Regions from separate parts of the Homo sapiens genome. Here regions 1 and 2 are each linked to region 3. Evidence: chromatin contacts called from ENCODE Hi-C or POLR2A ChIA-PET data. All regions are on one chromosome and are shown on one strand. The core of a region is the stretch at or near the end of the contact, and the rest is flanking DNA. Distances in the headings are between cores, read along the strand shown. Region 1 holds the start of ZMPSTE24 (zinc metallopeptidase STE24). Region 2 holds the start of COL9A2 (collagen type IX alpha 2 chain). Region 3 holds the start of CTPS1 (CTP synthase 1).

The links. A loop is a pair of places that touch in the nucleus more often than their neighbours do. ChIA-PET counts read pairs that join two places held with the same protein, here RNA polymerase II (POLR2A). Pooled maps may share reads with other maps.
Region 1: a map with no recorded cell type shows a loop between it and region 3 (15-fold over the local background). The contact joins the promoter of ZMPSTE24 here to the promoter of CTPS1 in region 3. A Hi-C loop is called at or near these places in 1 of 37 single-sample maps with no recorded cell type and 7 of 50 pooled maps. POLR2A ChIA-PET finds 5 or more read pairs at or near these places in 3 of 52 experiments (CD4-positive, alpha-beta T cell, GM12878 and K562).
Region 2: a loop to region 3 is called in a map with no recorded cell type, with 9 times the contacts of the local background. The contact joins the promoter of COL9A2 here to the promoter of CTPS1 in region 3. A Hi-C loop is called at or near these places in 1 of 37 single-sample maps with no recorded cell type and 5 of 50 pooled maps. POLR2A ChIA-PET finds 5 or more read pairs at or near these places in 1 of 52 experiments (OCI-LY7).

The regions. Positions count from the first base shown.
Region 1 is chr1:40,256,840-40,259,941 of GRCh38, forward strand. ZMPSTE24 (zinc metallopeptidase STE24) reads left to right here and starts at 1,397. Exons shown (of 10, transcript NM_005857.5): 1 at 1,397-1,555. The coding sequence starts at 1,433. RefSeq lists enhancers at 628-757, 988-1,257, 1,338-1,617, 1,708-1,807.
Region 2 is chr1:40,316,007-40,318,788 of GRCh38, forward strand. It overlaps COL9A2 (collagen type IX alpha 2 chain), which reads right to left and starts at 1,280. Exons shown (of 32, transcript NM_001852.4): 1 at 1,117-1,280. The coding sequence starts at 1,191. RefSeq lists enhancers at 138-774, 775-1,411 and a silencer at 455-964.
Region 3 is chr1:40,978,119-40,981,207 of GRCh38, forward strand. CTPS1 (CTP synthase 1) reads left to right here and starts at 1,578. Exons shown (of 19, transcript NM_001905.4): 1 at 1,578-1,711. RefSeq lists silencers at 1,367-1,556, 1,827-2,116, 2,187-2,326 and an enhancer at 2,527-2,576.

The DNA of each region.
Region 1 (3,102 bases), core at 147-2,646, 720 kb before region 3:
AAGTGCTGAGAAATGGTTTTACATAAATAGGTGAGAATGCTAGTAGTTTTGTTGTAAGCATGTCAATCAATCGTTTGGTTTCTTTCCGAGTTGCATGCCAAAAACCAAATAGTGTTCCTTCATCAGCTGACAATTCATGGGCCACCATTAATTTTGTTGAAAGCAAAGAACTGGAAACCATCTGACTTGAAAAGAATTTGTTATCCTGTTATTAGAGTCATTCACTTTCTCTAGTGACTTTTAATTATACTAATTACTCTCAGAGGCATTTAGGCAGGGTTGAGAAATTCAAGATATTAATTTCAACACATCTTTAGCATCACAATATCACAGTAATTTAAATATATTTTAGTTGTAGCTATTTAGCTCACTTTATTGTAAATAATAATTATGCTAATTAGCAACGATAGTATGTTTAACCAATTAATCATCAGATTAACTTTCGGTCAGAATAATGGACTTCAATTTTTAAGTCAAAGCAATGTACAGGCGTCCCAGTCACCATATTTCACTTCTGAATTCCAAGAGAGAAATGGCGTTGCGCCTTACTGACGCAAATATGTACCTAGATAAAGTAAGACGCTTTCATTTCAGGTATGTCTAACCCACGCTATCCTTGCTTTGTTCCAGGGCACTCTCGCAGGGAAAACGCCGCCTCTGACTACACTTGGGGTGGTTAAGACGAGATCTTCAAATGAAAATTCTCAACGCTACCGTCCACTCTCTCATACGCTTGAATTCCGAACACCCCAATACTGGCCAAAAGACTCCATTTCTCATGCTTGGTCTTGCTTTTGAGGTAGCTCTAACTCAGAGGCACGATTTTTAGAGCCTGGGAAGTCGGCTGCTGTTCAGTCCTTCCTAGCCTCCTCAGGCGGGAGCCGCGGCCCACTCAGTCAGTTGCGGCCCACTCAGTCAGTTCCGGCCCCAGCCCCGACTACCTGTCGCCTTGTTGGGGGAAGGAAGGCAGATACCGCAGCCCAGTCAGGGTAAGCCGCTGACCCAGAGGATGGAACTGCGGCTCTGGAGATTAGAAAGAGGAGGACTTCGCCGCGTTCACTAGCCCAGGAGGAAAGCCAGAACCCTAGGCCGGAACCCAGCGTCAAGACGTGGGGGAAGAATGTTGATGCAACACAGCTCAGCCGGGCCCGGAACTCGGCGTTTGGGTCCCCGCCCTCTTTGGGCCGGAAGTGAGGAAGGTGGGGCTGGGGCTTTTCCTGTAGAAACTAGGAGGGACTAGGGAGAGTCTGCAAGGGGAAGAGTGTGTCTGTGACACTGCCAGCAGCGCGCAGAGGGAGGGATGGGGGCGGGTATCGGCGTAGGGGCCCTCGGAAAGAACGGATATTGCTGTGACACCGCGGGGACGCTCTGAAGGGACGAGTGTCGGTGTGGCACCGGTGCACGCTGAAGGAGCCGGCGGAACCGGGTGGCCATGGGGATGTGGGCATCGCTGGACGCTTTGTGGGAGATGCCGGCCGAGAAGCGTATCTTCGGGGCCGTGCTGCTCTTTTCCTGGACAGTGTATCTTTGGGAGACCTTCCTAGCACAGCGGCAGGTGAGCCTAGACAGGGTCCAACCTGACCCCCATACCCGGCCAGCCCTGGAGTAGCCTTGGCTTCGACCCTGAGACTCTTGATTGCTTCGGTCCCCGCGCCAGTCTCGTCTTTGTGGTCCCTGCTGAGTCTCGTAACTTGGCCCGATGGCGGACTGTGGCTTTGAGGAGGGTCTTGGTGCGTCAAGGAAGTTTTCTGTAACGTTATCATGGGACCCAATCCCTTTAGGGCCTGGAGGAAGGCTTGGGCTCTTGTGCCCTCCCTGCAGCTTCCTTGGGATCCTTGGGCCCAGACTTGGCCTCCTTTATCTTTGGAATAAGCCTTTAAAAGGATTTAGACACCCAACTTCCTCATGACATTTATGTAATCATGCCTAACCATAGGATTTTGCAGTCCTTCCAAGAACTTGCACTCTTGTTTCTCCTTAAAGTGCATATATTGTTTCTGCTTGAAAAAACAAACAAACAAACAAAAAACTTATCGGGCCCGGCGTGGTGTCTCATGCCTGTAATCCCAGCACTTTGGGAGGCCGAGGCGGGCGGATCACCTGGGGTCAGGAGTTCGAGACCAGCCTGACCAACGTGGCGAAAACCCGTCTCTACTAAAAATAGAAAAATTAGCCGGGTGTGGTGGCGCGCACCTGTAGTCCCAGCTACTTGGGAGGCTGAGGCAGGAGAATCATTTGAACCCAGTAGGCGGAGGTTGCAGTGAGCTGAGATTGTGCCACTGCACTCCAGCCTGGGCGACAAGAGTGAAACTCAATCTCAAAATAAATAAATAAATGAAATTAAATGAAATATATTTCTCGTTTTTCATAAAATCAACATTATTTTAGTTTAAATATTAAAATGGTAAAATAAAAAGTGAAAGTTAACAATTTACCTGAGATAACCATGGTTTAGAGATCTGAACTTTTATTTATTTATTTTTAATCTTTATTTATTTATTTAATTTTAGAGTCTAGCTCTGTCACCAGGCTGGAGTACAGTGGCGTTATCTCGGCTCACTGCAAGAAACTAGGAGGGACGAGGGAGAGTCTGCAAGGGGAAGAGTGTGTCTGTGACACTGCCAGCAGCGCGCAGAGGGAGGGATGTTCAAATGATTCTCCTGCCTCAGCATCCCGAGTAGCTAGGATTACAGGCACGTGCCACCACGCCCAGCTAATTTTAGTATTTTTAGTAGAGACGGGGTTTCACCATCTTGGCCAGGATAGAATATTTATTGTATTTAGAGACAGGGGCTCACTCTGCCACCCAGACTGGAGCACAGTAGCATCATCATAGCTCAAGGCAGCCTCGAACTCGTGGGCTCAAACGACCCCTCCACCTCCACCTCAGCCTTCTGAGTTGCTAGGACCACAGGTGCGGATCACTGTGCCTGGCTAATTGTTTGATTTTTTTGTAGAGATGTTGCCCGGGGTGGTCTGGAGTTCCTGGACTCAAGTCATCTTGCCGCCTCCACCTCCCAAAGGGCTGGGATTACAGGCATGAGCCACCGTGCTCGATCTCCCCTCAGCTTTTATTGGCACACAACAATATATAGGGAAAGC
Region 2 (2,782 bases), core at 30-2,529, 660 kb before region 3:
GCGCGGTCGCGGTGGGGAATAGATGGAGACGTGGACAGCTCAAATAAATCACAGATGGAATGTAAGGTTGTGCCTAGCAGGCTGCCGGCCCTCAGTGAGCGGTGGCTCGGGTTGTTGTTCTTACGTGAACGACAGGCAGAGACAGCGCCTCCTCCTCTCCCCATGGTGCGGGAAAACCCGACGGGAAAGTGGGGGAGGCGCAGAGAAAGGAGGTGTAGGGAGGTGAAGCGGGTACTATCTTCCCACTCGGAGCGCCCCTTCGGCAGCACAGCTGCCCGGTCCTCCCTCTGCTAAGCCCTGACTGCTGCAGGGGAGCAGGAGGAGCCGGCACCTCCCAGAAAGCAGACCCTCTCTCTGGATCCCGTTTGCCTGCAATTCAATGCCCCTGGGTGGGTGTGAGGTTTCAGGGAGGTCACAAGTCATATCAAGATGAGGCGAGCTCACAGCTGGAGAGTCTCCATCCTGCTGCCCATCTCTGAACAGATCAGAGATCTTAAAAGGCGGCCCTTTTAAGAGGCCAGCTCGGACCCAGGCAGGGGTCCCGGTGCCCACGACCTCCCCAGGCCGCGAAGTGCCAGGCTGGCGCCCCGCAGGCGAGCTCGAAACCACACCCAGCACCCGACCGGGCCCAGTCTCTGCCCTACCCGCGCGCCCGCAGCCCCCGGCGGCCCTCGGAAGGGAGACGTGGGTAGGCGGGCAGGGCCGAGAGGCCGCCTCGGGGCGACAGCGGCGTCTGGTTGGAGCCGGCGCCCCCTGGGAGGCGGCGGGGGCGGAGGCTGCGCAGCGGGTGAATGAGCACCATTGTATGCCCCGCCACCTGGGCTCCCCGGGCTGCCAGGACCGGGCGCCAGCTCCTGCCCCACGCTGCCTGTCCCGGGCCGGGCCGCGCGTCTGGGGACGGGTCCCGTTTGACTCTCCGGCTCAGCCACCTCCATTCACGGTGCCGCGATGGGCACCATGTATGCACCCACCGAGGGGACCTGCCCGCGGCGCTGTCCTCAGGTGGCCTCTCGGGCTAGGGGTGTCAGTAGGCGCGGGACACAGGCAGAGCTCCTCCATCCCGGACTCCAGACCCCGCACCCTGGACCCTGGCAGCGGAGGGGCTGCGAAACTTACAATCTGCGCCAGAGCGAGCACTACCACCTGGAGGAGAACAAGGAGGCTGCGGGGGGAGGCCGTAGCGGCGGCCATGGCTGGCGGCGAGACCAAGGGGGACGGGTGCGTGTCCGCGCACGCACCGACGGCAGAGTCTCCCGGCGCTCCTCCAGCGCTGGCTGTTCGCGGGCAGGGTGGGCTGGGGCTCCTGAATATGCGGGGGGCGGGGCGGGGGCCGGCGTGAGCTGTCACCTGAGAGGACCGGCGGGGTTGCCGGGAGGGAGGCCGGCGCCAGGCATCCAGCTCCGCCCCGCTCGGTCCAGCCTCCTGCGCCCACCCTCTGTCCTCGAGGGGCGACCGGGGTGCGGGTCGGAGATGATGGTCCAGTTTCTTTGTGAGAAGGCATAAGGCCGTCTGAGGTTCCCCTCGGGACCTTCAGGCCCCAGCACCTTCCCCCTGACGCACAGCCTGTGCCCCATCACTTACCCTACGTCCTCTCCAGGGCCCAGGCCGAGAGCACCTCGGGCTCTGCAGATCTTGCTGCAGGCTCTCCCCAGCTCCCGCCCACCTTGCTCCCCTCTCCTCTGGCTCCTTCCTCTCCAAGCACAAACAAACAGGCCTTTTCCATATTAATATGCCACAGTCCTTCCTGGATCAGCCGTCTCATGAATACTCCATCGGCCTCTTCCAGCTCTTTAGTGGAGCTGTGTGCACCTCCCCCACCCCCGAACTTCCTCACCTCGCTTTCACCTCCCTACTCTGTCCCAACAAGCAAATCTGTCTCCTGGAGGTCTGCAGTGAAGCCCAACCCTTCTTCGGTCCTCCAGGCAGGAAGCTGTTGGCATCTTCACCTGCCCTTGAAGTCTTCCCCATCCAAGCTCCTGCCATCCAGCTCCCCTTTTTCTATTGCCTTTAATTCTCTGCAGCTGCCTTAAGCACTGGTGTGTTTAGGATTGGGCCTTCTCACTCCATGTTCATAGAAACAACTACCACTTTATTCACCAGAGTTTCCGAACCCCGCTGTCCAGCATAGCCCGACTCCAGAGAGCCTTCCCTTCCCTCCCACTCACTTAGGCAATATTGGTAAAATGCTTTGGAATCTGACTTTTTCACAATTATAGATATGACCACAGGCACCCCAAACTCTATGAAGTCTCATTTTCCTCATCTGTAAAATGGGGATACTAATAGTCCATATATATATATATATATATTTTTTTTTTAAGACAGAGTCTTAAAAGGCTCTGGAGTGCAGTGGCACGATGTCAGCTAACTGCAACCTCGCCTCGCGGGTTCAAATGATTCCCCTGCCTCAGCCTCTCGAGTAGCTGGAATTACAGGCATGAGCCACAATGCCTGGCTAATTTTTATATTTTTAGTAGAGATGGGGTTTCGCCATGTTGGCCAGACTGCTCTTGAACTCCTGACTTCAGGTGATCTGCCTGCCTCAGCCTCCCAAAGTGTTGGGATTACAGGCATGAGCCACCGTGCCCAGCAAATTGTCCTTATCTTAAAGGGTTTTTGTGGAAATTGAATGAGATGACTCATGCGAGGCATTTAACCTCGAACCAGCACATAGTAGGTGCTTGATACATTTTAGCTTTCCTTATGATTTATGGATGACTGTTTTACTAGGTTGGCATCCAATGTGGGGAAGCTGGCCACAGGCAGATCAGCTAAAATGATG
Region 3 (3,089 bases), core at 328-2,827:
TGTGGCAGACTGCTTCTAGAGAACAAAACAGGAACACTGGGGTACAGAAATAAGAGATTTACTTTTCATGGATACCCTTGTGTAGTGTTTGGGGAAAAATTATAACCATGTACATATATTCACTATTCAAAGGAAGGTCAAAAGCCTCTCAAAAGTTTCTACAGCTTTCCACTATCCCTAGGAGAAAGAGAAGCCTTTACTTGGTCTATAATGCTCTTCACCGTATGGCCCTACCCAACTCTTCAACCTAATCTCATGTTAATCTCGCTTCCTGTGGCCCTTGTGGACTTGGCTAGACTGGCCTTCCAATTCAGCTGTGCCGGCCTCTTTGGGCTTGTACACAGGCTTTTCCTTCTGCCTCACTTTTAAAAAAAAATTATTATTACTATTTTTATTTTATTTATTTATTCTTTGAGAAGGAGTCTCGCTCTGTCGCCCAGGCTGGAATGCAGTGGTGCAATCTTGGCTCACTGCAACCTCCACCTCCCAGGTTCAAGCTATTCTCCTGCCTCAGCCTCCTGAGTAGCTGGGACTACAGGCACCCACCACCACGCCCAGCTAATTTTTGTATTTTTAGTAGAGACGGGGTTTCACCATATTGGCGAGGCTGGTCTTGAACTCCTGACCTTGTGATCCGCCTGCCTCGGCCTCCCAAAATGTTGGGATTACAGGTGTGAGCCACTGCGCCCGGCCTACTATTATTATTTTTATAAGAAACGGGGTCTCGCTATGTTACCCAAGTTGGTCTCGAACTGTTGGGCTCAAGCATGTCTCACTTTCTTATCCCCGCCTCTCCCTTTCCCATCTTTGCCGTCTACTTAGGTCTCTGCTTCAAAGTTACTTTTTCAGGGCGGGCTTCCCGCCTGAATTCCCAATCACCACCGGACTTGGGTCAGTCCCCGCGCTGGGCACTCACTGCCCCGGCACCAGCATCTCTGCAGCAAGCACCCATAACAACCATAAAGTGTAATGAGCTGCTCAGTGTGCCTCCCTACATCGTTAGTCCGAGGAGAGGGTCCCTCGGTGCCCAGCACAGTGCGTGGCACAGTCGGTGCTCAGGGAGCGATAGCTAGATGAAACCGTACTTTTCGGGATCCTAGTCCATCCAAAGCAGCCGCCTTCGGGGCAGGTGTGGGGAGGAGGGAGGCCGACGAGGAGCCAACGCCGCGCGACCCTCCGCACTTCCGTCTTGGAGGCCAGGGTGGCGCTGCCGCCGTCCCTCGCCCGGAGGCAGAGATGCGCTGGCGCATCACCGCCAGGAGCCCACAGTGAAAGACCATCGGATGGAAGGCGACGCCCAGAACTCCAGGAGACCGCTGTGGGAGGACGCGAGGCCAGGTGACGAATAGGCCAGGCGTGAGTTCCCAAACAGCCTCCTCCCCTTCAAGAGAGTAAGCTTGGGCCACAGGCTGGGACGGAAGCAGAGGGGCAGACACGCCACCACCCGCCCGGCCTCGAACCTACGGCGGCACAGTTCAGCGGAGGCGGCCCAGCGGTCCTGTCCCGCGCCTGCGCACTCCAGGCCCCGCCCCGCCCCGCGCCCTCCAGGCCCGGCCCGCCCTCCAACCTCTGCGTGCGCACAGCCTAGAGCCCGCCTCCGTGAAAGACTGCCGGGCGCATGCGGTCGGGGTTGTTCACTGGCTGTCCGGGGCTCCGCGCGCGTCGCCGGCCCAGCTCTGTCGCTGACGGGAGGATCTGAAGCCGGCCGCAGGTAGGCTGACTCCAGGGATCCCGGGGGGGATCTGTTCTCCCGCGCAGGAGTCAGCGGCGCGAGCTGAGCCCGGCGCCGAATAGCCCCGCCGCCGCGGTGACGGACGTCGCTCCTACCAATCAGGGGCGAGGTGACTCGGCGTCCTGCCCAATGGGCTGTGTGCCTAACGGGAGTGGGGCGGGCGCCCCGGCCGGCGAGCTGCCGGCTCCCGCGCGCGGGCCTCGTGGCCGGGCGGCGCTGGGGAGAGGGGCCAAGCGGGGCGCGGGGCGGCTTCAGAGGCTGCGGGGCCTGCGCTGCCGCGCTGGGCCGCGCCGAATCAGCTCGGCCGGGCTCGTCGGACGGAGAAGGCCGTAGGGGAGTGGAGCGGCGCCCCCCCCCACACCCTCCGCCCTTGCTCTTCGTCTGCGAGGAAGCCCGGCAGTCGCCCATCCATTCAAGCAGTGCGGGCCTCGGGCCTCCGGCCTCGGCGCGGGCTCAGCCGCCCGGGGCTGGGCGCGGCAGCTCCGCGCCGTAGGACGAGGGGGCCTGCGAACTCGCCGGCCCTGGGCCCCGCGGCTGGCCTTTGGGCCTCACGGCTTCCTCCCTTCCCGGCGGCCGGGGGTCGGGGCGCTGGCGGTGTATAGAGCTCACCACGTTTGCGTGGCGCCCTTCCGTCCACGCTCGTTACAGTTTCGAATCCTCAGCGGCCCTGTGACGCGGGCGGCGCAGAGATTCTCACCCCCATTCCCCTAGGTGAGAACCCGCGTTGCAGGCAGCTCAAGTGACATGATTGAGGTCTGCACACTAGTGATGGGGGCTGGCACTTCATCTCATAACATTGAAAGAAAAAGCATTTCCCCCCTCAGTCTTTGTTGAATTTCTCTGATGCGTCTTGATTTACGTTACTTCTGTGCCGGAAAACCTTCTTGCGCCTTCCGTCACCTTCAGGATTAAGTTCAGATTGGGCATGCCAGTTTGCACATGATCTGGCCCTTGCCTACCTTTCCAGTTTATCTTCCACTGTATATCCCTGCTTCCCCGCCTTCCCCCTCACGGCCTTACCTCTGTTCTCTGTAGCTGCCCTGCACCTGCCTGTTCACCCTGTTCCCTTTCCTGTGCTCTGAGTCGTGCAGTCAGTCCTTCAAGGCCCATTGCAAGTCATATCTACAAAACAGGAGCCGCCTGGATCCGCCCACTACCCCCAGGACTTGTCTCACCTTCCTCTGATGGCCATGGTACTGAAAGCGTCTGCTCTCATCGTCCCCCTTTATAGTCTAAACATGTTTTCTGTCTGCTTCCACCGTCACTGAATTACTCATTTATTTGTTAATGTTTCATCTCTCCAACTGGACTGCCAGAAAGTTGAGATATGGGCCCAAATCTGATTAATGTTTGCAGT